2 separate regions of the Mus musculus genome follow, and region 1 is linked to region 2. A link is a loop called in an ENCODE intact Hi-C map of the cell type or tissue named here. Cell type or tissue: gastrocnemius. All regions are shown on one strand.

The links. Hi-C counts contacts between places; a loop is a spot of excess contacts. Peaks named below come from ENCODE experiments on the same cell type or tissue, not always from the same donor. Only the 100,000 strongest peaks of a DNase experiment are listed, where the experiment ranks them.
Region 1: it touches region 2 in a loop (2.1-fold over the local background); 6 of 42 quality-filtered maps call a loop at or near these places.

What each region holds. Positions count from the first base shown.
Region 1 is chr1:170,038,057-170,040,556 of GRCm38, reverse strand. The region is part of intron 1 of Ddr2 (discoidin domain receptor family, member 2); the gene reads left to right. Among named protein-coding and RNA genes, the nearest start is that of Ddr2, 50 kb to the left of the region's middle. In gastrocnemius, a CTCF peak has its summit at 962 (motif pointing right); no DNase peak of the experiment used is centred here.
Region 2 is chr1:170,135,119-170,137,618 of GRCm38, reverse strand. No RefSeq gene overlaps it. Among named protein-coding and RNA genes, the nearest start is that of Uap1, 39 kb to the left of the region's middle. In gastrocnemius, a CTCF peak has its summit at 1,056 (motif pointing right); a DNase peak (open chromatin) is centred at 1,055; H3K27ac peaks cover 426 bases.

The sequences.
Region 1 (2,500 bases), 97 kb after region 2:
ACATGATTGTGATGACTGTGATATCATACATTTGAAAGATCCTCAACATTCAAAACTAGAAAGACACAAGGTGATTCTCAACCATTTTTGTGCTCCCACTTGTAAGATGTTTTAATCAATATGGTCTCTGAGTAGTCCAAGTGTCTTTTGGAGATGCAGGCCATGTTGCCCCAACACCTCCCATTCTGGAACATGCAGGATTGCCTGGAAAGCATCTTGAGATTCTGACAGCCTTATGCCAAGAATAATGTTTTCATTTTTTTCAGAAAAGTTATTATAAGTGACATTAACCAAAAACACATTCCCCTCTTAAAGATCAAACAATGAACTAGGAAGATGGCTCAGTGTATAATGGACTTGTAAAGATTGGAGTTTGGGTCTCCAGAACTCACATAAAAGCCAGGTAGGCAGGTAGGTGTGGTAGCCTGCTGAAGTCTCAGTGTGTACAGGGAATTCCTGGAGCGAGCTAGCTAGCCAGACTAGCTGCATCAGAGAGCTGCTGTTCAACAAAACAGTCTGCTGCTGCAGTTAATAAAGTGAAGAATGACCCAGGAAGACAGTCAATACCAACCTCTGTTCTCTACACACAGGTACACAAGCATGTACGTACGTACAGCACATACACACAGGCACAAAAAAATAGAATTACTATGAATAAGGCAGTCTCCATAATTGCAGTCATTCACGAGTCCTCTTGCCAAAATCTGCACTCTCTCTAACATCTTCTGCTCTGAGGGAGTCATTGTTACCAGATCATCTGTGAATATATAAATGTGTGTGCTCATGAAAACATATAGAATGCTCCAAAAAGACTTTGCAGCCTTCTTGTTCACCTAAAAACATGTCACAAGTGGCAAGCTATGTGACCGCGCATAGCTGTAGCTCACTGTTTTTATTTTAATGAGTTATTTATTTTATGTGTATGAATGGTTTGTCTGCCTTTACCACATATGTGTAGTGCCCAGAGAGACCAGAAGAGAGCGCTCAATCCTCCTGGAACTGGAGCTATAGTTGGTTGTGGGTTGATATGTGGGGGCTAGGAGGCAAACTGAGTCTTCTGTAAGAACAGCCAATACTATTATACGCTGACCCATCTCTCCAGCTTCTGGAATTCATTCTTTTTTTGCCATCAAAAAGTATTTCTGTAGTAGGAACAGCATAGTACTTAGCATCCTCCTGTTGATAAACATCTTCCCAAGTTTTTGTTACTTAGAAAATATACTGCAGAGCACTTGTGTGTACACATATGCTGTATGTACCTGCAACCTGCTCTCTAGGATATGTAACATGTGGGCAGCATGGTGCATTTTTAGCTGTGGAGCATGCATTTCACACCATTGTCAGGCCTCACGTCATCAAGCTTGGATAGCTTGTGAGACCAATTCAGCGACTACTCTGGTGTTTGGTTTTTGGATTTTTCTGAGCTAGAATGCTTTCAGATGCAATATACTGTCCCCTTTGTTAGATGTTCTTTATTTACTTGGCCCATATTTTTAGTGGCTTTTTACAACAGAAGTTGTTTCACTTCACAGTTTCAAATATTTAACTTTGTTCCTTGCTTATCTGTTAAGTTTATAATATCTTTCTTGTTCCTTGGATGTTTTGAATTTTTGTGGGGAAATGTTATTATCACTATTTTTCTTCTATGGAGTTTGCTTTTTATGTCTTTTTCATGCAAGCCTTTCTTTAGTTTATAGCAAATTCTTGTGTTTTCTTGAGGTCCTTTCATTGTTCTGTCTTTACATTTTGGGCTCTATATTTTTGTGTGAGGTGTGGATATGCCTTGGCTTTTGTTTTTGAAAAGGCTGTTGAGCCACTGGCACTGTCATTGATGTTGTTTTGTTATTTTAATGCTTATTTATCAAATGCTTGTTTATTCGTGAATGGCTTCTGGCTGCCCAGCCTCTCCACTGTTTTCCTTATCTGCCTCTGAACCGCTGGCATGCTTAGAGGATTTTTACTGTACGGCTTTCCTGGAACAGCGTATCTACTTCTGCAGTCTTCAATCTTGTTTTCTTTATTGTTTACAGCTCCTCCTCACATGCCCTAACATCTTGTTTATTATGAGAGTGAAAGGGGAAGAAATGATTTAGAGCATTTGGCCTGTCAGTTGCTGTCTCTTTATCTTTGCATACTTTTATTTTTAATTTCATTTTGTTTTTTTGGGGGGGGGTATTTTTGTTTTTGTTTTTGAGTCAGGGTCTTTTACTGAGCCCACTGATTTAGCTAGATTCCCTGGACAGTGAGATTAAAGGATCCCTTTCTTGTCTTTGTCTCCCCAGTACTGGAATTTGTAGCTGTGTCAGTATACCTTAGTGACATGGATTCTCGGAGATCAAACTCAGGTCCTCATGCTTCTGTAGAATACATTACTGCCTGAGCCACTGACCCAGCCCTTCTCTGACATTTAAGATGTATATATACCACGTGAATGGCATTTCCCAAACAATTGCTGAGTAAATGAATACAAGGCAGTACTCTGACCAGGCATATTTTCATT
Region 2 (2,500 bases):
ACATCAGCCGAAGACCAATCAATTGTTCCTGGGCCTGGGTGACATTTTCTTGTTATCTGGAAGGTAGGTGTGTGTGTATGTGAGTGTGCATGTGTGTATGTGTGTGCATATGTGTGTGAGTATGTATGTGTGAGTATGTGTGGCAGCAGGGCACTTCTGGGAATACTTAACATTTGAGAGAACAGGACTATATTTAGGCAAATCTAATTGTTTCAAGGGAAAGATTCCTACATTCTTTGAACATGTTTATCTGCTCATAAAAGACATCCTGAAGAGGCGAGCATTTGGCAGCCTGAATCTGGCACAAGTCAGAATGTCATAGTAGAAGAGGGCCTGAGAGCACAAGATCCCATCCAACCCTATTCATTGAGCAATTGGGAAATGCAATAGAAATCTTGATAACTCACATATAGGAGATGGAAAGTCAAACCCTAGAAGAGAAGACACTTGAGAACCCATTCTCACAGATAAGCATATTCAAGTGGAGATGCTCAGAGTACTATTACAATCAGCATTATTGGTCAAAAGCTATCGGGAGAGGGATCGTTACTTGACTGTTTAGTTCTTAAGTATGAACTTAGGTGACAACATCATGTCACAAAAAGATTGGACACATCTGTGGATAGGGACTCCCCCCACCTCCCATAGCCTTCTGAAATCCTCTACAATGTAGTTGCCATTGTCCTTTCCCTCAGGACTTAACCTAGCTCTAATATGCCAAGCTGTTAGGAGGCCTAGTATAAAGAAAACTCGAGGTTAGGATTTTGAGGGTATCAGACCCAGGATGGTGTGCACAACTGTAATTGCAGCCCCTGACAAATGGAGGCAGAAGGAGCTTAAATTCATAGTGAGTTTGGAGTGAGCCTGAAATACATGAAACGCTGCCATGAAGAGACATAAAATATGAGGGTAATAGTCGAAGCCCTGAAGCAGAATATTTTTGGCAGACTTGGTTCCTCACGTCTTCTGACTGTACTATAGACTACTTCCTGTGAGTCAGCTGTCCCCGAGGCCTCGTCTTGGCAGGCCACAGTTCTTTGTGGCTTTTGTGGAAGGGTTATGTCTGAGCAGCAGAGGGCAGTATGAACAAAGGCTGGGATGAAGTAGCAACTCAGCCTTGGTTCAGGAGCTCTGGCTTTGCAGCAATGAATGTCATTATGCATCCTCCCAGAGCTTCCTTCCTAGCCCAACCATCTTGCCCCTGACGCTACAGGTGTGTCTTTCTGTTATTCTTCCCACTTGCAGCAGACCAGAGTACTTAGTTTGAATGATTCATTTTACATATAAGTAACTGAGTTCCAAAAGAAGCCACTCCCTTAAGGATGTGCATCTAGGTAGTAACAGTTCAGACTACATGCTAGATCTGAGCTGGGGTCAGGATTTAGGCGCCAACTGCTTACTAAGATTAATTCAAGCCTAAGTGTGGTTTAAATGGCAGAGATGATAGGTGAAGATGAAGGACGAGACAGAGCTTATGACAGACAGAAATAGCAATAGCAAGGATTCTACAAATTGGTGAGGTTTCTTTTTCAATATATCTTTTCTATATTCCATTTCAACAAAAACCCTTTTCAAAAGAGGGTGCAGGGGGGTGGTGTAGCTCAGTGGTAGAGTGCCTGGACTGCATAGCCCTAGGTTTGAAGACCGACACCCCCCCCAAAAAAAAGAATTAGTAAATTCATTAAAAGTTAATTATAACTTATCATTTAATTGAATGGATCATTTTCTTGCATCTAGACAATTAAATCATGATATAAGAAATTCCAATTTTTTGCCTCAACCAAGTTCAACTTTTCCAAAGTCCGGTTCTCCAGAAATAACTGACCACTTTCCTGTGTGTCTTACACATCTTTCCAACCATCCTCCTCTTTGGAGCCCTGAGCCTCATCCCCGCAAGCTAGGATAGGTGGCATCCTGGTCCTAACCCTACCCAGGGAATTGTTCTCTGCTTAGCAGGGGTATTTCTCTGAGCCAGCTCTCGGGCTTAAAAGGCTTAATATATATGGACTTGTGGTGGATAGTCGCCATTGTCAATGTGATTGGATTTTGGAGTTACCTAGGAGACACACCTTGACCAAGAGAGGACATTTCCAGAGAAGTTTAAAAAAACAAAGACAAACAAACAAACAAACAAAACCATAAACAAAATATCCACCCTGAATCTGGGCAGCACCATACCACCTTTATTTACTTCCTCTGACTCCCTGTGGGTGGCCACTTGGTATGTTCCATTTCCAACTTTATGACCTTTTCATTCATATATATACATATGTATATATGTATGTGTGTGTATACATATACATATATATATATATATATATATACATACACATACATATACACATACATACACCATTGAGTATAATTATTATTGTCCATATGTACCCAGGTATGAGGCTATCCACTGGAGCAACTTACCAGCGGCCATATAAACAAAGGAAAACCACTCTCCCTCTGCCAGCAGCCAGCAGTAGCCAATGGCTTCTCAGCTAGGGGCGGG